Regions from separate parts of the Homo sapiens genome. Here region 2 is linked to region 1. The links are chromatin loops, found by intact Hi-C in ENCODE. Cell type or tissue: heart right ventricle. All regions are shown on one strand. Each heading gives the region's core, and the rest is flanking DNA. Links, peaks and the distances in the headings are about the cores only.

Evidence for each region. Hi-C counts contacts between places; a loop is a spot of excess contacts. Peaks named below come from ENCODE experiments on the same cell type or tissue, not always from the same donor. Only the 100,000 strongest peaks of a DNase experiment are listed, where the experiment ranks them.
Region 2: it touches region 1 in a loop (3-fold over the local background); 2 of 110 quality-filtered maps call a loop at or near these places.

What each region holds. Positions count from the first base shown.
Region 1 is chr9:84,817,716-84,829,545 of GRCh38, reverse strand. The region is part of intron 12 of NTRK2 (neurotrophic receptor tyrosine kinase 2); the gene reads right to left. It overlaps LOC124902193 (a long non-coding RNA gene), which reads left to right. Exons shown (of 3, transcript XR_007061632.1): 3 at 2,065-2,181. Among named protein-coding and RNA genes, the nearest start is that of NTRK2, 150 kb to the right of the region's middle. In heart right ventricle, for the core only: no CTCF peak of the experiment used is centred there; a DNase peak (open chromatin) is centred at 5,706; H3K27ac peaks cover 1,326 bases.
Region 2 is chr9:84,876,618-84,888,447 of GRCh38, reverse strand. The region is part of intron 14 of NTRK2 (neurotrophic receptor tyrosine kinase 2); the gene reads right to left. Among named protein-coding and RNA genes, the nearest start is that of NTRK2, 210 kb to the right of the region's middle. In heart right ventricle, for the core only: no CTCF peak of the experiment used is centred there; no DNase peak of the experiment used is centred there.

The DNA.
Region 1 (11,830 bases), core at 1,931-9,930:
CTGGAGAGCACAATGATTGATTTGGCTATTTCGTTTAGAGAAACAAAGCCATTCTAAGCTGTTGTGTAGCATTCATTAGGGCAGAAACCAAATCTAGGAGTCCATAGAGTGAACCTGCCCTCAGATGTGCTTTGTTTGACTATTACCTGCTTAAAAAAGAACAAAAAACAAACAAACAAACAAACAAAATTCATATGACCTGAAGACATTTTAAAATTAGAAAATTTCATGTGAAAATTGATCTCTGGGCCAGGCGCTGTGGCTTGCACCTGTAATCCCAGCATTTTGGGAGGCCAAGGCAGGCGGATCACTTGAGGTCAGGAGTTCAAGACCAGCCTGGACAATATGGCGAAACCCCATCTCTACTAAAAATGCAAAAATTAGCCAGGTGTGGTGGCACCCGCCTGTAATCCCAGCTACTGGAGAGGCTGAGGCATGAGAATTGCTTAAACCTGGGAGGCAGATGTTGCAGTGAACTGAGATCGTGCCACTGCACTCCAGCCTGGGTGACAAGAGTAAGACCCCATCTCAAAACAAACAAACAAACAACAAAAAAAAAACACCATAGATTTCTGGCTTCTTTAAAAAAAAAACAAAACAAACAATCCTGTACAAGGGTCCACATTTGTCAGTAAACACTAACAAGCTACTATCTTCAGAGAAGGCATGTAGCATTCCATTTGACACAGTCCCCAGGAGCCTACTGCACTAATTTATATATTTGCCTGCCCCTTTAATCGGCTTTGACTTTTCAATCCATGAATCACACATCACACAAGGAAATATAATAACTAAATATTTCACTTTCTCCAGCTTGTAGGAAGGATTTACAGACATTTTCTTTCTTCCCTTTCTTTGAACTTTACTGCCAAAAATAATCAACCAATAAAATTTTAATCTTTTAAAAGAAACAAAAATCATATTTAGTTAGACACACTTGGCATACAATTTCACCTTTGTTGTGTTGTTGTACTAATGAGGCCATCTGAGTTCTCTTTGGAATGAATACAATAATTCATCTGGGGGTAGGGGGAGAGAATGAAAGGTAGGAGGTTTGTCTTGTTCTCTAGAAAGTATTCACCTGAATCCTGAATCTCCCTAAAGACAAGCAGAATTAGGGAGAAGAAGCATATCTATGGAAATGCAAAATTTCCCTGTCATAAAAATAAATTCTAAAAGATAAATTTTCAGCTTCAACATATAATGAAGTTATAGCTCTTTGACAAATGATGTTCTGCGTTGTCATGGCAACTGGGCCTGTTAGAGGTGTGCACAAAGAGGCCTGCCCATAAATCAGTATGTTTTAGGAAGGGGTTAAAACAAACATCTCTAGACTTTTCCCCAGATGTAATGCCAAAAATGTAATTATAGACATTTGTATCAGTCTGCCATAAAGAATGACAGCTCCGATTCTGCAAAATGTTAATTAAAAAGTCTATTAAATCCATGTCCCTCTGAGAGAAATTAATATCACACCTAAGGTTGGGAGTCAATGCAACTCAATGGGTATGAAAATTGGAAGGGCAAGTTTCAAAAGAAAGGCTTAAAAGCAGCTCTAATCTATAAGCTGTTTAGTTAAGGGTTTGGACTAGATTCCAATTCTCAAGAGAAGAAATGTTGAGGGAAAAATGGGCAATGCTCAGAGCCTTTCTGGAAGCTTGAGAGAACACGAAACTGTAATCAAAGATATGGGGCTTAGGTTTGCAAGGGAGAAACTGATAGACTGAGGTTAGCTCAGCTGAAAACGCAGAGGTGAAGCACCTAGGAATCGTTAAATCCAGGAGGACATAGACAACAAGCAGTAAGCATTGGCAGCTTGCAATGAAGTCAGGAAAAATGAGAATTAGCGTAAAATCAGACATTTGAAAAATGTTTCTTAAGGCAAAAGTCATGAGATTCCACCCCAAGGGTTACAGATTGGCAGCCTACAGGCCAGGCCCAATTGAGTCAAAAGACAAGTTTTGTCTGGCCTGCACAGTGTTCTTTAAAAATGTACATTGTTTGCCAACATTTAAAAATCAGGAGATTTCACATAACCTCTGGCTTCTTCTCTTTAAAAAGCAGATGATTTGGCAGCAAAAAGCCCTAGATTCCCACGTGGCACCCAGAGCTGGAGTTGCGCTCAGAGAACATAAGCTCCCTGAAGACAGTACTTTGCTTTTCTCACCCTGTGGCCCCAGCACTTGGCACAGTCCAAGGCAAGGAGAAGGGTTAAATGCATGGTTGAATGAACGAGTGAGTATCAGCTGCCCTGTTTAAATAAGACACACACTCTCCAAGGGGCTGCCCCTCTCTCCTCCCTTTAACTGTTACTTGCCTGGCCCCACCTTGCTCTGTGCTGTAAGTTTTTTTCTTTAGTTAAGACACCTCACATTGCCTCTTGATATTAGTTCCCCATAGAATTCACTCTGATGACCACCTATGTGGACCATTGAAGTGAATGATAATGTAATGATATTCTTTAAGGATTATAAACACTAGTCTAAAATAGGAGCTTCCTTTAAAGTCTGGCATCACCATCATCATCATTCACCCTGCAGGCAGCACAGTGCATAAGAGGACCTGCCAAACCCCCTTCTTTCGCTTGGAACAAAGCAAATACTTCTGATAGGCTTCAGATCTGAACACCTGTTTATTCATTCAACAAACACAAAACTCCTTCAAAGTGTTTTTATGACTAAAAGCCATATGATATGTCTCTTTCACCTTGATGTCCAGAGATTTAAATTTTTATTAAATGAATGAATGAGTGGTGGTAATAGCTATAGACAATAACTATATTGTGAATCTACTAAGTACTAGATACATGCATTGTTAACTTATTCTCACAATCTACGTGGTGGAAATGAGTATCCCCCTTTTACAGAAAAGGAAAAACTGAGATTTAGTGAGGTTAGGGGATACGTCCACATCATGGGCCAAACAGGGATTGGAACTCAGATCTTCTTGGCATCTACATCCTGTACCTTCCATTGTGCTATCAACCTCTCAGTTCAACTCTGTTCTCCAGGTAGTGGGTTACATGGTGGCCTGTAAAAAAAGATATGTCCAATCCTGAGCCCTGAAACCTGTGACAGTGATCTTACTTGGAAATAAGGGCCTTTGCAAATGTTATTAAAAATTACTAAGATGAGATTATCGTGGATTTAGGGTAGGCTTTAAATCTAATGAGAATTTCTATAAGAGGAAGAGAGGACACAGAGACTCAGGGAGAAGGCGAGCTGAAGGCAGCTGCAGTGACTGGAGTGATACAGCTACAAGCCAAAGGATGCCGATAATTGCCCCTGGAAACTAAGAGAGACCCTCAGGTCCTCCAAAAGGAACCAACCCTGTCAACACCTCACTTTCAAACTTCCAGACTCCACAATGATGAGAATAAATTTCTGTTGTTGTAAACCATCACGTTTGTGGTAACTTGTTATGGCAGCCCCTGGTTCACATCCTGAAGAAGTTCCCCAGAGATCTTTGCTTCTGCTGTCCATGGCGGGTGGGGGGTGGAATTTAGTTTCATTCAGAATCCTAAAGCTTTACTGATCTTCCGTGCCTCAGAAGCTCCCTATTTCTGATTCAGCCTTTCAGCTATGAGGTCCCACATAGCTTTACTCAGAAACATTCACACATCTCAACAAAAGTGAACTCAACTGAGAATCACATCTTTTTCATCTGTTTCTTTGAAAGCCCAGTAGCACCTTTGACAGGAGTGGCATGTGGTCTAATGCTTTGGAGCAATCCAGTTTAATGCAGCAACAGCAGACCCAAGCTCCTCTCACCAGATGAACACTATGGCACAATTATTAATATGGGGGTATAGGAAAGAAGGTGCCACTCTGTGTGCAGAATTCTGTGCCAGCTTCTAGGAGGGTGGGAAGATAGGTAACAATCATGATAATCATTGTTATGGTCATTGCTTCTGTTACTGCATGCCATGCTGTCTGAATGACTTGCCAGACTTTTTTTCCACTTAAATCTCCTAGTCACCCCACCCTTGTTTTAATGAGGACAAATCTAAGACTTGGAGAGTTAAGTGCCAAGTTCAAGGTCACCCAATCAATAAGTTGAGGGTGGTGGGAGGAAGAGGGTCAAACCAAGTGGAGTAGGCAGCTTAAGGAAGTGGACCAGAGGTGGTGGGTGGGGAAGCATGGCTGGAGTGACAATGTCCTGAACTTGGGATGCTCTTTTGAGAAGCTTGGACTTAATCTACTCAGCTGCGCAAGTTGCCTAAGGCTCAAGCCTGCATCTTGGGAAGATAATGTGGGGCTCAGGGGGTGGAAGCATGGTGAGAAGGGGAGAGAGAAGACCAGCTTGGCCCTCTCAATTACAAAGGGCCTGGAGGATGGTAGACAGGGTGGGGGTACACAAAATGGACAGGTTTGAAAGATTTGGGTGAGGAAGACTTGGCTTGATTTTGGAACCACATTCAAGAGCCCAGGGAGAGGAAAGCTGTCCTGGGTAATCCAGGAGTTGGAAGGATGAGCAAATTGTCCACTACAGCAGAAGGCACGGGGCAGGTGTGTCTGGGAACACGTGATGAACTCAGTTAAAAAAAAAAAAAAACTGATCTTTTTGCCTCTGGAACCCACAAAATCCAGAGGTGTTTGGTTAGCAGATGGTGCTGTAGCTTCTGTCTTCTCTCCTCAGATCTGATAGATTTCCTTCAAGGGAAATTGGTTGGATTTTAGAGGGTGTATCTCCAAATTAAAACCATGAATAGCTTTAAGCTCTCCAAAGGAAACAGCCTACATACTGTGGCACTGTGATGCAAGATGTAGAAGCTGCTGGCCTATTTCCCCAAAAGGTCCACCTTTCCAGCAGCGGACAAGTGTGTCTCATAGGCCCAGAACTCACCAGGACACAGAGCACCCAGAAACACTGTCTGCATCTCAGGGAAGAAATTGCCAAACTTAGCAAGAAAAATTTAGAACTGAGAGCTGCCTCAGCCTCTCTTGGGAGCCCATTTAGGGCTGCCTACAGGGTTGGGGGCTCCAGAGCCCCTTTCTTGCTCCTGTTGGGCTGCCCCACCTCTGAATAGCCATGCCACCCTCTCTCCATGCATTACTAGAGGAAAAGAAGAGCTAGTAGCCCAGGGCCAACATACCAATTTGCCAGGGTCTAAGATGATCTGAATTCTGCATGCTGATCTCAGTAAGAAGCAGGTGGAAAGGGTGCCAACAAGCACTGGCCACAGAGTCAAAAGATCAGTTTCTGAATTCTGGCTCAGCCTGTCGACTAGGGAGAGCCACAGATTGCTGGTGGTGGGTCGTGAGGGTTCTCTCAGAACCACTGTTACTGCCATTGTGTGCCCTGCAGTGCCAACAGCCAGCACCTGTGTCACTTTTCTGGAGGCCTTCCCTTGAGCTATTGGAGCCCATTTTTGCCTGTTGCAACCTGCAGCTAATGACTGACAGGTGTACACATATGAAAGCCCAGCTCCCTAAGCTCAGGGTGGGACAACTCTGAAGGGCAACTTAAACCACTGAAACTAAATGGCTGAAACCACCTCCACAAGGCTTTGGCTCAAATCATACTCCTGCTTAGCTCCTCCCCCACTGTCCTGCTTCCCCATACCGGTCCCAGGCACACCCTTAATAAATTACTTGCACATGAATCCTCATCTCAGCATCTGTTTCCAGGAAGCCTGACTTAAGACAAGTATCTACTCAGGGCTGTTGTAAAGGAACCACGTCTGAAAGCCACGAGCAGAATGTCCAGCCAGAAAGTCACAAACGGCAACATTTGGCATCAACACTTGTTATGTTTGGCTCATAGAGACCTTAAAAAATGTGAAGGGTCTTGCCAACATTTAAAAACTAGAAAATTTCACATAAAAACCCGGATCTCCCCTTGTCTTAAAAAAATCAGAAGATTTGGGTACGCTAGGCTTTCATTCCTGCACGCCAACATGGGCTGGGCTAGGGGCAGCCCTATCCTGTGCATGGGGCATTCTCCTCCACCCCAGCTACTGACGCCCAGGACTGTCCCAACCTGTAGTCATTTGAATCAGGAACCTATGGTCTACCACATAGAAAGTACTCAATAAAGTTGGTTGCATCTGAATAAGGTCTCATTTTCCTTGAAAACAATTCAATGCAAGGGCTGCTGAAGTCCAGGAGTGAGTAATTGTGTAAGAGGATGCATCGCTCTGTACCACTCCGACTTGGTCCTCATGCCTGGCAAGGCATTGATGTACACTTCCATAAACACTCTTCTGAAAGAATATGAATCAATAACAAGAGCTGTCATGATAGGAAATTTGTTTGATGGGGAACACAAAATGAAATGAAATAAAAATCACTCGTGGTTTTAGTATGTAGGCGAGAAAAACAAAAACAGGTCTTAGTTTCAGATGTTGTTTTATGTTGCCATAAATAAAAGGGTAGCTACAGCTCAAAAATTACATTTTTTAAACATTTCAAAATGTTGACTTGCCCAGCCTGGGTACTTTTAAAAAAAAAAAATGATTGTAGTAGAAGCCCTTTTAACCAATGAAACTGACAGTAGGTCATTTAAGGAAGTGGAGTTTCCGAAAGCACTCAACCCAGATGTTCAGCCAGGAGTGTCCAGGGTGTAGGTTGGTCATTGTGTTTTACAGAGAGATGGCAAGCAGCAATTAATGAGCATATCTGTTAAGTGGAGCTCAGATAAGACAGTGTCTACTGTTGAGAATGCACCTCGTAGACCTTCAAGGACAGGGAACATAGTTGACCAAGGGTACCAAATGCTGAACTCAGGAATTTATCGCCTCATTTGCACAGAGGCCAAGCTCCAGAGCCAATGAGTGAGAGTGGTGGAAATATAAAGGCAGAACCCTCCTGGGAGACAAGGAAGTCTTCTGATGGCTGATTTGGCTCAAATACTCCCCAGCAGCCTCGCCAGTAACTCCCTAGAGTGAACGGCAGTCGAGGGTGCTTGACCTAAGCCTCCATCCCTCTCTTATTCACCCACAGTCCTGCTTGCATTGCAGTCTGATGCTCTTACAGATCCTTGCTCTCGGATTCCCTTCCCAGTTTCTCTCACCCAAGAGTTTCTCAGGATAAAAATCTTTGCAGCTTTAATTCCATCTTGGTGTCTGCTTCTGAGAGGACACATTCTGCACTGCAAAATTCCTATTGCCCACATTTGGTAAAATCTATCTACTCTACCCAATAAATGAAGGCTCCTAATTTCTTCATATTCCCATGAATCGAAAGGAAAAAGCACTTACAAAGGAAACCTAAGATGAGTGGGCTTTGAGGAATTGAGTATAGAAGTAAGAAAGTGAAAAAGAAAAAGAAGAAGGCTTCAGTGGGGGAGGAGTGTCAAGGGAAAAGAAGGTGACAACTTCTTTGTTTTTCCTCCACTTGGACAATTTTCTAAGAATATGGGCATGGAGACCCCCTGAAATAGCCTATTCACACCACTAGAAAAAGACTCTCTGATACTTTATGCATTACCTATCTTGCTCCAGAATTCCAAATGCTAAATTGCAATTTGGAGATGAAATGTATCATCCCTTAGAGGACTGCTGGCCAAGAAGTCCTTTATGGTGAAAATGACAAACACAGGTTGTCACTCTCTGTATCCCAAACCTCAACATTTCTAGATTTTCATTTTGTTGAAAGGCAGAAAAAGGGAAGTAAATGGGCTTATGAAATATGTAAAATGCACCTCATAACCAAGAAAAGAAAGAACACAGCAATTTACACACATTCTCTCTTCTCTCTCTCTCTCTCTCTCTCTCTCTCTCTCTCTCTACTTCTCTCCCTCTCTGCTAAGAGGGTTAATATTATAAGGAAACCTTCAGGCTGGTTATTTTATAATTCACAGCAAAATAAAAAAAGGAGACAAAATCAGCAGCATCATTTATAAACCCTGGAAAATGGAAGTTTCCAAGCTGTCATAAATAAGGATGGAAGCATTTGCCAAGTCAGAAATTTTGCCAAGTTTGAAATCCACTCAATCCTTACATCTTGGAGCTCAGAACGGAACACCAACCTTTTGGGATTTGTAATTATTTCTTCTCAGCAAAACTTCTTGCTATTTATAAGGAAGTAAAAACAAAGAGCAAAAAATACAACATGGAAAGTTTTTTAAGAAGAGCTGGGAGTGTTACAGCACAGTAAGCACTGAGGAGGTGATAATGGTAAATGGTGTATGTACTGGGATTACATTCCCATTTGATCAAATAGAACTGAAAATACATGGTATTCCTATTCCATAGGGGTGTGTGTGTGTGTGTGTGTGTGTGTAAATTCTTGTGCCCTTTCCTTGCTCTCTCTCTCTCGCACACACACATAAACATGCAAGCTAAGTACATTCCGCCCAACCAATTTGAAAATTTTAAAGTGTGAAAATTAAAGAAAAGACAAAGCATATTTATGGTGTTTGTCTTGAGTAAAAAGAGAACTGAAAGAAAAGAGAAGAAAATGATTTTTTTAAAAAAAGATAAAAGAGAAATAAAAAAAAGAAAACAGGTTACAAGGGCAGGGATACTTCATGCATTTACACCAAGTCAAGAAGAATTACAGCCACCAAAATGAAGAGCAGAGATCTTATGGCTAGCTCAGAACTTGCAGCCTAGAGACACCCAAGAGACAAAGGAAAATCATTGGCCTCAGAGAAACAATGCCAGAAGCAGAGATTTTATAGGCAGACAAATCTGATGTGTGTGCCCTTGGAAAAGTCATTTAACTTTTTAAGCCATTGTTCTCTTATTATGGGCAGTGATAGTATCAATATTATACACATTACCATTAGGCCATAGCCCATAAGGCCAAAGATGGAGTTGCTTGGTTTGTGGAGGTACCTCCCAGCACCTAGCTCACTGGCCGACATACACACTTGATCCTTGAACAACGCAGGTTGGAACTGCTTAGGTCCGCTTATACACAAATTTTTTTCAATGAATATATTCGAAATTTTTAGGAGATTTGAAACAATTTGAAAAAATTAACAGATGAACCTTGTAACATAGAAATATTGAAAAAATTAACGAAAAGTTAAATATGTCATGAATGCGTAAAATACATGTAGATACTAGTCTATGTATTAACCAACTGTTCACGGAATTAGTAAGACTTCTGGTCAAAAGTAAGCTATTGGCTGGGCACGGTGGCTCACACCTGTAATTCCAACACTTTGGGAGGCCGAGGCAGGCAAATCACTCGAGGTCGGGAGTTCAAGATCAGCCTGGCCAACATGGTGAAACCCGATCTCTCTTACAAATACAAAAATTAGCTAGGCGTGGTGGTGCACGCCTGTAGTCCCAGCTACTAGGGAGGCTGAGGCAGGAGAATCACTTGAACCTGGGATGCGGAGGTTGCAATGAGCAGAGATCGCACCACTGCACTCCAGCCTGAGCAACAGAGCAAGACGCTGTCACCAAAAAAAAAAAAAAAAAGAAAGAAAGAAAGAAAAAAAGTAAGCTATTAGTAGTTAAGTTTTGGGGCAGTCAAAAATTATACTCATATTTTCAAATGTGCAGGGGATTGGTGCCCTTAACCCCCACATTGTTAAAGGGTCAACTATAATTGACACTTAATAAATATTTACTGGAGTTGGAAGAGATTTGATGGAAGATAAAATGAGATCATACATTAAAGAATATAACATATGTCTCAGGGTTTTGTCAAGGAAAAATAACTCACCCCATATGGTTCAAATGAAGAGATATATTGTAGGGCCACACAGAGAGATGCGGGCGGGGTAAAGAAACAAACAGGAAATAGGCACTCAGGAACTGACAACAGTGGGAAGCCCTTACCAACTCCAGGGATCAGGAAGGGAAAATAGCTTTGCTGGATCCCAGACAGAGCTGGAGCCACAGAGAAGGCGCCATTCTGCAGGACTCCAGATAGGGAGGGCTGAGCCTGTTTAAGGCTGGCGCCTCCACAGGGGGAACACAACAGACATACCCTGAACGCCTCCTCTGCCTGAGACCTGCCAGTGCACCCCATGGGTCAGACACCCTGAGAAGCCAGCAGGAGACCTGCATGTAATTAGACGTGGCATTCAATTCAACAGCGTTGAGTGAAGCGTGATGGAGAGGTAATCAATCAACCTCCCCAAGACCCAGGAGCCTGGAGTAAACGCAAAGAGGAAAATCTGCCTTGAGAGCAGTCTTTGAAAAGCCTGGAAGCACCCTCAGAGGCTGTGTCCTAGTTCAGGTGACAAACCTAGAACTCTCCACAGGTAAGGTAAAACAGTGCTGGCGACTCTGTACTTCCTACCCCGACTCAAGGGGCTTGAGGTGAAATTGCATGAATTTACTTGAGGCTGAATTAAAATCCTTAAAGCAAACAGCCGTGGCCTATGTTTCTATATAATAATTCAGCAAGACTGATTACAGCATGATGATAATTTTTAAAAAGAGATGGAAGCGTGGTTAATAAACACAAAAGAGGTTTCTCCTTTCCTTCTTGGCAACAGGATAAACATTTCTAAAAGAGAGAGGGAGGGAACTTACTGTTCATTAATTTATGGTCAGGCAGAGATTTTAACTCAGTAAACACAGGCTCCAGGGTCTTGTAGCGTGTGAGATGGGGCTTGACCAAATGACTGGAAAATTAGCATGTGCCCTCAGCAGTCTCTCTCAATCACTGGCTGCCAGACGGGACATTCGAGGACAGGCACATTGAAGTGACCAAGCAGCTCCGACGCTGCTCTGCCTGTGGGTGTTCGAAAGGCAAGGAACAGCGCAGGCATTTTTCACCACCTTGTTCTGATGTCTGGATTCTGTTCATGGAGATGGCAGGACGTGTCCTCCACACCCCTTCCCACCAGGCCCTTTCCACTCGCAAGGTTTCCCTCAAGTTCACTCACCAGAGAGTAGGGACTACTCCAAAAGAATGGGAAGTACTAAAGTTCAAGAGTGATGAGAAAATTCACCTGAAGGCAATAAAAAACAGCAAATCCATCTTCAGTTATAACGGACAAAGCAAACGTGCTCTGGGGTTAACTAATTAGCGCTGAATTACAGACTTGATGCAACTTCTCTTTTTCACAAGGTGAAATTTAAAATGTATGTGCCAATTTCACTACTGTGCCACATACTTGCAAGTCAAGATCTGAAAAGGATTTGTTCATGGCACAAATACCTGAAGACTTGCTGGGATCAAGGGGTGCCTCTCCAGTGACTTCAGTTAACTTTAGAATTCTACTTTAGTGCAACAATAACACAACTGCCAGTGCTAGTAGGAGTGGCCACTGGGCACTTGCATGAACCTAAGAGTTACCACCGTCTTTCAAATTGTGCCCTAGACACCTGGCTGGCCTCGCTCTAGCCCCAGCCCAGTTCAAGAATCCAGTTCACATACGGAGCACCAGCTTTACAGACAGCCTGCTTGAACTCAAATCCTAGTGTTAACTTGTTAGCTCGGTAACCTGAGGCACGTCCCTCATGGCTCCATTCCTCAGTTTCCTAATCGTTACAATACAGGCAATATTAGCTTTGGCCTCATAAGGTTGTTGGGAGGATCATGAAACACTTAAGTTTGAAGTCAATACCTGTTACCTATCATTATCTCTTAGGTCCTGTGGTAGAGCTCACTAAAGGATGTATTAGGAAAGGTGGTAGCAATAGTAAAATTGTCCTAAATTAAGTGCTAGAAATACATCAACGCCACTCATTTAAAATGATTTAATGATAGGAAAAAAGTGCAAATTATGAAGTATTTTTAATAACATGAAATTTATGACTTCAAACATGAAGTAGTTCCAACTAGGCCAATCATGTGTGGCCTTCTAGAGCTATTACCAGAAACAACTTCAGGAAGGAAAAGAATAATCTAGTTATTCATAACTCATTGCCTGTGAATACTCGTTTCTAAGTCTTGAGGGAACTTGAAACTGTCTT
Region 2 (11,830 bases), core at 80-8,079, 61 kb before region 1:
TAGTAGAAACGGGGTTTCACCATGTTGGCCAGGATGGTCTCGGTCTCTTGACCTTGTGATCCACCCGCCATGTCCTCCCGAAGTGTTCTCTGCCACTTTCTGCCTGAGCTATGAGTCTGTTATTTAAACTCTTCAAGCATCCCTTTCCTCATCTATAAGAAATTGCCTGAAGGTGGAGTTTAGCTGAGATAACGTATGTGGAAACACTTAGCAGATGGCAAGTCTCAAAAAAAGTTTTCTTTCTCCTTCCCTTTCCAGAACTGGTTAAGTTCTCTCAATGCTCATCTCTAACATCTGAACCCAAGAACCACATTTTTATTCTGCTTTCTTTGTCCTGGCTGGCTTTTTCTTGCATTATTAACTATGTGGAAAAAAAATACGAGGCTGGATTTGTTTTGTTTTCTGTTCCACTCTGTAGTTTATCCAGACGTTGTGTACCTTTAAAAAAAATGGGTTTTGTCATCCCTTGTAACATTTATCTGAATTTTAATCAAATAGGACAGAAAGTAAGATCATGTGTCACTTTTGTCCCCACAACATCAAGAAAATAATCTGCAACCTCAATTAACGTTAACAAATAATCTTTCCTTTAAGGAAAAAAAATGTGGATCCAGCCCTTTTGTAGTTTCCCAGTTTAAGAGATTTTTTCACAGGGGTCCAAGCCAGAAAGCTGAAATCTATGTAACAAAGTCAAGCTGAGAATGGATGCCGCTGGTCCTGCTGGAGATGTCTATCTGCTGTCCCTGGAGGCAGAGATGGTCAAAAAAGGAAACAGCATCTTGGGCCACCCTCTGGACTTGAGCTGATCATTGGGGTATTTGGTCTTGCTGCATGAAGAATCCTTACTACAGCTTAGCATAGTCAAGCAATGATATAAAATCATTTTCTTCTAGAAACTCACATCGTTTTTCTCCGAGGCCTTTAAAGGCATCATAAGTGATGTTAGAGTATATTTTAAAAATTTCTTTGAGAGCAGGAAATCTTCCCCTCCAGGGGGTACTTAATTTCTTGCTAGTCACTAGGAGGTGAGCAGGTCTTAAGGTCTTAGGCTAGGTCCATGCCACAGGGAAGGACAAAAGCTGATGGAAGATAACCGTAAGTTAACCCCCAAAAGATTCCTTGGCCCTGAAAACTGACCTAGAGAAAGTGTCTGGCTTGAGGGGATGAGAAGAAAAGGAGCAACACATTCATACTTGGTTATAAAACACCAGTTTGGGCCTTTGCGAGAACCCCTTACATTTCCTGAAATATTATAAATTATCCTGAAATAAAATGCACGAAGAACTGCCACAAATCATTGATTTCTTTTTTTTCGGATGAACCACATACTTTCCGCCCAAGCAAAACTTATTCTTGGGAACGGAGTCCAAGCCCACGCTGAATCTTATCTTTTGTTCAAACCCCACACTTGTTTTACCCTCAGCGCGTTTAGACAGAAACTGATAGCTAATGCTTTTCATTAAGCCAGTCAAGAAAAACTGCTTACCAGGTTTTACTCCTTCATCAGCCTGACTAATTACACCCATTCACTGCTCCTTTCATACAGAGATTTCAAATTCCAATTCTCAAAGACACACACCACCCAAGAGACATCTGCTTCCTGGCTTGCTCTGTCTCCTTTTACATTACCCAGTGAAAAGTATTTGGTGGCCCAGAAAACACAAGCTAAGCAAAATCTAGAAGCAAGAACTGGTTTTAAGCTGATGAGGGGTCAGCTCAAGGAGAAAGTGTTGACATAAAGGTAACAGGAGATGGTGGGATAAAAAACAGAAAAGAATCTTCTCATGCAATATATTCAAGGAACGGCATTAGGTGAACAGACTCCAGTGGCAGGCCTCAGATACCACTTTGCAGCAACAGAACAGAAAAAGAGAATGTGCCTGTGTCGCTAAGACAAAGACTCATCTGAAACAGTTGGAGGCCCCAGGTTAGATCAGGGGCTTCAGAGAATGGCAGTGGCCCTGAGCTTCGGTGATAATTAAGGCTAGACTTGAACACCCAAGCCTAGGCAGTGCCTGGGTGGCAATTACATTTCTCCAAACCATCAAATGTTGGGCATTAAGGAGGCGAGGTGACCAACAGCTCCAAAAGCTTTCGAAGCTTCTTCCAATGGGATCATGGTCCAAACTAAACTGTTGTCTTCCAGGAAAAAATACAGGAAGACAACATCAACCTCATGAAGAGTTATAACCATTACTTCCTCTTTGGGTGAATTTCTTTGTGTGGCACTGCTTTACCTGAGTCCACAACAAATTCTTCATAGTGGTCTCATTGGTCACATATATTTATACTGGTCACACATTTCATATACCTATGAAAGTATATAGTCTTGACCTAGAGAGTTAGAAATCCCATTTCCCATCTACAGGTGTTCTGTATTCTCTAAAGTTCTCTTTCAGCTAATTCTTTTTTTTTTTCAGACGAAGTCTTGCTCTGTCACCCAGGCTGGAGTGCAGTGGCGCAATCTCAGCTCACTGCAACCTCTGCCTCCCAGGTTCAAGCGATTCTCCTGCCTCAGCCTCCTGAGTAGCTGGGATTACAGGCGCCGCCACCACACCAGGCTAATTTTTGTATTTTTAGTAGAGAGGGGGTTTCACCATGTTGGTCAGGCTGGTCTTGAACTCCTGACCTCGACCTCATAATCCGCCTGCCTCGGCCTCCCAAAGTGCTGAGATTACAGGCGTGAGCCACCAGGCCCAACCAGCTAATTCTTTTGTTGGTGAAAACATGATAGTAACAAAGCACAGAATTCTTCAAGATGTCAGTAGGAAAACCATTTTGAATACTGGGTTCCAATAAGTCTCATAGGAAATAACCCTTCCTTACCTTCTTTTCTTTCAAAGTTGCCCAAACTAACTCTGTTTATTGTTTCAGTCTAAGGGTTTTCCATGTGTTCGACATGATGCTTCTCAGGATTATTAAAAGAAAAAAAAAAGATAACTTCTATTCTGCTACACATTCATTTTATGTGCTCAGTTTATTACCATACAAAGAACACCGGATGCAGTTCCCATTTAAATGGTGTCTTTAATATAAAGACCCGCTGAAATTGTGTTTGTATGATAGCCATTCTTCAAAAAAACACGTAATAGCTGGAGACTATGTTTCAGGGTCTCGATCTCGTGATTTAGCACTTGATTCTTTTAGTGGTTGGTCATTTGAATCTCATTTTCAAGGGATCATCTGAAAACAGGCCTCTGGTCTTTCAGGTTTCTGATTAGTGAAGCCATGCTAAATAACTTCTGATTTACTTAAATCACAGATTGCAGAACTGAGTAGCCTGGAGGGACCTCAGTGATCATCTCTATCCTAGAAAGTTATAAAGTATTAATTAGACCTGGAGACATATTTCAGACTGGCCAATGCCCTACTTCTTTCTACAGCCCTAGGCTAACTAGGGAGCAAAGAGACTGAGTTTTCCATCCGTTTCCTTGCCTCCTGACTATATCCAGTACATATTTTACATGTTCTACTCTTAGTTTAGTGGCTTTTCTTTTATGTTTAATATTGTGAAAAGACACATTGATTCTCAGAAATGCAAATAATAGTGTGGTTGCAAAAAACCCTGGTTGCACTGATACATATTAAATAAAGAAAATATTTAAAATCACTCTTACAGGCACTACACACAGTATAATTAGTGTTCAGCATCTGTGATAAATAGTGCCTGACAAATTGTTCAAGCATCATAAGCACTATGAGAAGACAACAGTTTTATTAAACACAGAAAATTGTATTTTTCCCAGTGGTTGTATTGCAAGATAATGAACTCTACAAGCGGCGGCAGAGATGCAAATTCAATTTTGCACAAGACTCACAAACGTCGTGATATATTATGCCAGTGGAGACACAGCCTTCGTCTAGACAAAATGCAAAAATGTCCTCATGTTCAGTAAATGTGTATAATTAGGAAAATATGAAGAACAGCTAATCGTCGATGTTGCATGCATGTCTGTATCTCCCATCTTCTTTTTTTAAAAAAGTCTAGTTGAAAGTTGAAGGTCACTCTTCTAGGTTGCAAATTTCAGTTTTTCAACTTTCAAAAAAATTGATATTTGTAAAATTAGAAGGTGCCCTAATCAGGCCTCCAAATTTTCTAACTCTTCCTTACATTTTTGTTTTCAACTGAGTTATATGCAAGAGTTTTTATTTATAAGAGCAGGTTATATTATACAAATAAAGCAGACAATGTCTGAGGACCAAAATTGAAGCAGCTCTGATAGTTTTATTAATTTATTTGATTTACTTCTGGTTTCTCTTACCCAATCTTATTTATGTCAAAGTAAGTTGAAGCAGAATTCATTATGTAGTGAAATGCAATTTGAATACTTTTCATTGAAACACGGTGATTCAATCATTTCTCTCCATCTGTCCCATTCTCTTCTTACATTATTTTGTACAGATCAAATCACATAAAATGAAATTCCAAAAGAAACTTTAGAATTTGCAAGGAGGAATAAAATGATCTCCCAATAATTCCTTATACTAAGTACTAAATTATACAACTAACATTCTGATAATTTGACATTATTATAGCATATTTTCTCTTGAGAAAAGTCAACTAGGTTAGTGAACTTGAATTTTGAGAAAACTTTTGATGCAACTCCAGTTTCTAATTATTTTGATACCGAATTATTAGAAGGATTGAGCCTAATCTCACCCACTTTGGGCATTTCTGCATTTTGCTGATTATATAGATTAAAAAAATTGCCAATCCTTTTCAAATAGTTAAGCTTAGGAGTTTTGGCATTTTAGCAACTTTATGAAGTGTTTGTGAAAATATCAATCAGTAGATTCTTCTCATCCGCTATTTGGTGACCCATGTCAGGTGTATTGTTGGTGCACAGAGAATCCTAAACTCATGAATGGATCAAGTTCCATGTTGATTATGCAAAAACAAGAACCATGGCCTCATGGAGACATTGCGCTTGTCATTAGAATGACAAGACTATCCCTTAAATGCCTTTTCAACTCCTGTGCTACTATACCCTCAAAACCACAATCCCTGTGCCCTAAACCCGCATGAGTGAAACAGTTCCATGTTTTAAAACCTAAAAGAATTGTACTGCAACCAGGAAGGGTAACCATGTATCAGCAAAGCTGGGAAGGCTAGGAAAAAAACTTACCAGCAACCAAGGTACAAGCCTGTCCTCAGGGAGCTTGCCACCTCACGTCACCTTACCCAGCTTCATGGTCCTTCTGGATGAGAACCTTCCACAATGGGTCTAACCTGGAACAGTGATCCCCAAACTCTTACATTTATCCTAATCGTCTGGGGACTTTTTAACAATGCAGATTATTTGGCCTCACCTCTAGCCACTCAGATTTGATAGATACCAGTTTGGATGCAGGGATTTGATTCTTAGAAAGTGTTTCTAGCAGGCCAGGTGTGGTGGCTCATGCCTGTAATCCCAGCACTTTGAGAGGCTGAGGCGGGCAGATCACCTGAGGTTAGGAGTTCAAGACCAGCCTGGACAACATGGTGAAACCCCATCTCTACTAAAAACACACAAAAAATTAGCCGGGTGTGGTAGTGCCTGTCTGTAGTCTCAGCTACTCAGGAGGCTAAGGCAGGAAAATCGCTTGAACCCAGGAGGCGGAGGTTTCAGTGAGCCGAGATCGCGAACTCCAGCCTGGGCGACAAGAGCGAAAACTCCGACTCGGAAAAATAAATAAATAAAAGAAAGTATTTCTAGTTATTATAATGCACACATGCGCGCGCGCGCGCACACACACACACACACACACACTAGAACAAAAGAGATGACACAGTGAAAAACACAGGTCCAAGAGCTTTTGCTTGCTGACAACTGCCAACAGCCAAGTGGCTTGCTACCGGACATGGGGTTAAGGATAAATAGATACAGATCTCCTCCAACAGTGGTGTCCTCCAGCTTTCTTGCATATTTGAGAAAAACTAAGCTGAGCAAAGCCACAAATAAAAGACCGCCTGGTAACTTGCTACCATCACCTTCCAAATCACCTTGGCCCTTGGCAGTGGCCAAGGGGTGGCTCTCCATCAAAGATGAAGGACTTGAGACTCTGGCCTGGCCTTTACCATTTGGAATCATACTCTCCCTTGTTGTCAATTTTGAATCTAAACAGTGTTTTATAGTATGGAAAGAAATTTCAGGATTTAAATGACAGGGAAAATGAGAAAGTTGCAGATACCCATCTCATCAGTTAAACTGGCTGCATTTCCAACGTAAACTGCCTCAAATCCATTGTGGGTCAGTGTGTGTGTGTGTGTGTTGGTGGGAGCATGAAAGAAGCCTGGCTTGATGGCTAGACAGAGAGACGGGCACGAATTCAGTGTGTGCATTAAAAGCCGATGCTAGGGTTTGGGTATCTAGGTTCAACTCCTAGCTCTCCTGCCTAGTAGTTGTATGTTCTTGGGCAAGTTGCCTAACTTCTCAGTGCCTTACTGTTTTCCTTCTGTGTGATTAAAGTAACAAGAATACCCACCATATGACTATTGTGTAAATTCAATGAGAGAAATATGTATATTTCCATTAAAACTTCAGCATTAGGCCTTGTGAGAAATTATTCTCTCATAATACAAAACATAAAGCTTTAGCATACCTGAAACCCAAGTTACAAAACCAGACAGGAGAATTCTCAAAACACAAATTACTTAGGAGGTGGGACAGAAAGAGCAAGAGAAAAAGCTTCAAACCCAACACTGAACAGACATGGCAATGGGCATAGCTAATATGCAATTCAAAAGGAAAGATAACCAACCTTTTGCTCCTACCAGAATCATAGGCAAATACTAGAGATGCCTGAAGCTCAATGAAGTAGAGATGTATTTTCTTCCCAAAGCTACAGTAAGATGACAGGCAAAGTAGATAAGATCATCCATTCTTTTGTTCATTCAGTTTACTACCTATTTATTATAAACCTACAATGTCTTGGGCACTGTTCTAGGAGCCGGAGATGCCAAAGCACTTGTTTGTTCGTTGAACAGACTATGATTCAGAACTTACAAAATTGCCAATAAGTATTTATTTCCATCTGCAATTTTTTATATCAGTCATTGACTACTGCCACTGAATTCCTGGTGAGACGTGACTTCCTGATTACACGTTCATCATCCAACAGAGACATACGACATATACCCTAAGCCTAATCTGAACTTTCATTCCTACCCTTGTTGTCCCCTCCCCATCCTGGAGTTTTATTGTTAAAGGTCCCAGACAGTCTTATTAGTCAGAGATTTGTTTTATCTCCTCTCATTGGGAAAATTTTCCATACTGGCAAATATTTCGAGATTCATGCAGAAACATACATAACCCCCACCCCAGGGAAAGCAAAGGACTCATCAAATTCTCTGTTTGGAAATATTTCAGCCCCTTTTCTCTGAAGTCACATTCTAATTAGTTTCTCCAAACCACTCTCTGGCTGCATCTCCACCCCAAAGGGCTGGCCATGCTCTGCAGCTTTGTAGCTGATAATGCATAGAGGTTCAGCGGGCTTGGAACACTCTAGTAAACAATATTTTGAATGTATTTTATTACTTGTCACAATGGACTTTGAACTACATTTGAATAATTCATACTCCAAACTATGGTTTTTTCAAAGTTATCAAGATAATTAAGAGAATAAACATTGAGTCAGAAAATAATTATTCATTTTGGCTAACCTTGCCGTTCTAACTCATCTGCACTTACCAAGCCCAGTAAAGAAGTGCTGTATGATGTTTTTAAAGAACATGTGTTACTCTCTCCATTAAAAGACTTATATGAGATATTGGTCAACATGTGTGTCTGTCACAAAGTGCTCAAGAATATCAGCTCCTTGATATCTCCTGACTTTATGAAGCACGTAGATGCAGGCTTGGAAGAATGCCACGTATGAATGCCAACTCTTGTTTTTAAAACGGCTCTCTAAAGCATAAAGATCTATAGAAATTTTGACTCCATTCAATTAGCCAGTTTGGAAACATGGACCTTTGAATGGAAAATGAAGGAACGAGTTGTAGAAGGTGAGCCAGAGGAGTACTTGTCTGTCCTCTGCGATGCTCATAAGATTCGCATCAAGGCTGGTTCCCCATAGGATGCTGAAAAGAAGGCTTTACTAGACACTGTGTTCCCTTGGCCTCCTTGTACAGGGTGACCCTGCCCAGGAGCTGTGGGTTCTCACTCCTCCCAGCATTGCCTACAGAAACTCAGCAAATATATGCACCTCAACATGCTCCCAAACACAGTTGGCACACTTTGAATTCTTTTCTTGGATATCAAGTTCACCTAGGAAATCAGATATGCTAATCTCCGAGGAGTGAACCCACTCAAGAAAGAGTCTGAGATCTATGGTATAGCTTGCTTTTTCTAGGATTTTCTGAACTAAAACTAAAAATGTAAACTTTTCAGAGAGGGCTTGGCAAAAGAAAAAGTGGAATTTTACATAATTTTAATTGGCAAAAAAATAAAAATAACGGCTTTATATTCATGATCATTTAATATTTCTTAAAGACACTACTGAGAGAGAAAACATCACAGGCCAGTGAGCCTATATCAATCATTGTACCATAGATGGCCTGGGCTCTGCCCACTGGCAGGTTCCTCCTTTATCAGTAAGTTCAGCACCCACCATGTGGACACTCCTCACCCTTCAGATCCAAAGGTTAATACACCCCAGCATACTTGATCACCCACATGAAAGGGGCAATGCCAACACTACAATTCCTCTTGCTGAGTTAGAAAATTGCTGGGTATTAATTTGGAAAGGATGAGCAGCACTGGGCTAGAAAGAGTCCTCACTTCCAGGACATCCACCTGGGCTTCAATAACAACCCCTTGTTCAGGATGGAATTTGCATTTTCCTTTTCCTCCTAACTTTTCTGAGCCTCACTTTTCCCATCTGTAAAACAGAGTAATATCTATACTGCAGCAATTATTAAGATTTTTTTAATGTGAAAATACAATCCATGGGGCCTGGCCCATAAAAAGCATTAGGTAGAAATTATATAAAAATAGAGAATGCAAATATTACAAAAAGAGCGCATGGCATTAAGAAACTGGCTGAGTGAAAATGGAATATTTTAAATCTCAAATACTGTATCTTCAGCTTAGCAAATGTATCATACACCTCCAAATGTGGGGGACAAAAGCAATATAGGTTTTTTAAAGAATTTCCCTTATTTTTTAAAAATTTTATCCATTTTTCCCCTAGATTATTTCTCAGACTTACTGAGAAAGTCCCCTGATCCTCCCTCCTGTCCTTTTCCAAAGAATCTATCTCTCTTTGTCTCTGTCTCTGCCTCACTCTCCGTCTCTCTCTCACTCTCTCTCTGTCTCTCTCTCTCTCTCTCTTTGGCAGCCTCATTCATTTCCTCACTCTGGAGAGTCACATACAACAAATAAAAATTTTAAAAATGTAGTGAGAAGATGAGCATGCACTTATCTGCTATTTCAGTAGATAGCACAGGATGGTTACTGCTGGAGATGCTGAGGCTGGCTGAACAAAAGGGAGACAGGGGACTGCATCTCCAAGGGAAGACGAGGCAGTGAGGAAGGACAATTAGGCCAGGAACTCAGGAAGTATCCGAAGACTGACAGACAATCCACTGAGAAGTTTATGTACACATAACAGCTTTGCAAAGGCCAGAGGTTTACACAAGATCCAGGCCAGAAGGAGCCCTGAGGCCAAGGTCAAGGCTAAAGGGAGTGAGATTCTTGCTTTGTGCACACAATTAAGGAAATGCTAAAAATCCAGTTATTGAGATAAATTATATTAAGTGTAATGCAATAGTTCTTGATAAAATTGAATGCAAATATTTGCGCTTAAAAAATATCAGAATTTTTTTTTTTTTTTTTTAGACATAGTCTCTTTCTGTCGCCAGGCTGGAGTGCAGTGGCATGATCTCGGCTCACTGCAACCCCCGCCTCCTGGGTTCAAGCGATTCTCCTGCCTCAGCCTCCCAAGTAGCTGGGACTACTGGCATGAGCCACCATGCCCAGCTAATTTTTGTATTTTTAGTAGAGATGGGGTTTCACCATGTTGGCCAGGAGGGTCTTGATCTCTTGACTTCGTGATCTGCCCACCTCAGCCTCCCAAAGTGCTGGGATTACAGACGCGAGCCACCATGCCCAGCCAAAAATATCAGAATTTTAAGGAAAGACAGGATCTGACCCTGAACTTGTAGGACTAAGCTCACTCACCTTACACTCATCCCAGCCCTCCTGGGATTATGCTGGCTTTATTTAAAATTTTGATATTTTCTTCATAGATCTTTTGCATTCTTTTTTATCTTTTAAAATGTTGCATGAGTATATTATTTATCTTGAGTACTGACACTTCTGGTGTCACTTTAAATTCTGTGCCTTAAGCAAGTGACATTCTTGCCTCACCCTAGTGCTGGCCTACCTGAGTGAAGGAGTTGCTTCGAGAAAACCCAGAGAGGCTATGTGGGGGCAACTGGGGAACCAATGCGGACAACTTCTAGAGCTCTGTTCGTGGTGCCTTGAGGAATCCCAATGTTGAATTATATTCTCAAGTCTATGTAAGAAAAAGTATTAGCAGGTGACGAAAGTAGGCAACAGAGACCACATATATGACAGTCTTGTCTTTATTGGTATATGCGTTTGGCTCTGAATGATCAACTACATCACAAATTCCAGTACAAAAGATCTCATTTTCGGACAGATCATATAGATAAAGAATTCCAAGCTCCATTGGTCACTCATACATACACGTGGGCAAGCCCTGGAGTTTCTGAACATAGGAAGAGAATGCAAGTCATGTGTTAGGTCCGCTCCCTTGCATGAAATGTGGGAGAGGGAAATAAAGTTAGGCAACATTTAGCAATCAACAGAACCCCTTCCCTATCCTACCGCAGCCCAACATGGTGCAGCAGCAGCAGGCTGAATGGTTGAGACCAGTGCAATGAGGTGGCAGGAAGTGCCCTGGTAGGAGGGGGGTCCTTGGCCACATGGGGAGCTTACAGAGAGAATCACAGTAATACACAGATGTAGTGCCCATTAGCCAGCAGGGTTTCCTTGAGGAACATCTATCCATACCCACCCACTCAAAGTCCCCTCTCTCCAAAAGTAAATAGATGGCATGGGGACCATATGAACTAATCCCCCAACCCAGCAACCCTTCACATAGCTCCGCCCTCACACCAAAGTTCTTCCTCATACTGAGACAAGTGGAGGCACAAAGGCCCTCAATGACATGAATCCTCAAAGAGAACTAAAGAGGACACTGAGATGTTAACGCCAAGAACTATGCCGATGAATCAGCCATTAGACTCAAATCTGGCTAAGATCCACTTTACTTAAAAACTCAGGATGTAATATGTAGGAAGTGGCAGAGCATATACACAATCCGAGAAGGAAAGTGTGATTGATTCAGGACATGAGTGATGATCTTATTCTGCCTGCTACTTGGCCACTGTCTCCCTCCCCAAAGCTCAGGAGTATGGAAATCAATGGCATAGCTATGTATCACCAATATCTTACTAAGAAAATGAGTGTTTTCCTCTTTAAAATCCAATGTCCATAAAAATCTAGGTAGAATTCAGTGAAATCAAAAATCTCACATGTAAAAAGAGGAATTTTGCCATCAACCCAGAACAAAGACTCCTAAAAGGGAAAAAGACAGACTAAATGTATACATTCTGACAGCACTTGGAAAAGAAAGGCTAGCCTTCTAAATAAGGCTCAAGCAGCTACATGTATTGATAATTGTTTCTGTAGATATCAGGAAATGGCACTAATGAAATTAGGAACTAGGAAGAAATGTGATCATTAGCATCATAGTTCCTGAACCCTAATACATATGGAAAAAAATGGGAGGATGGAAAAATCATGTGGGTAAAGATATTGAT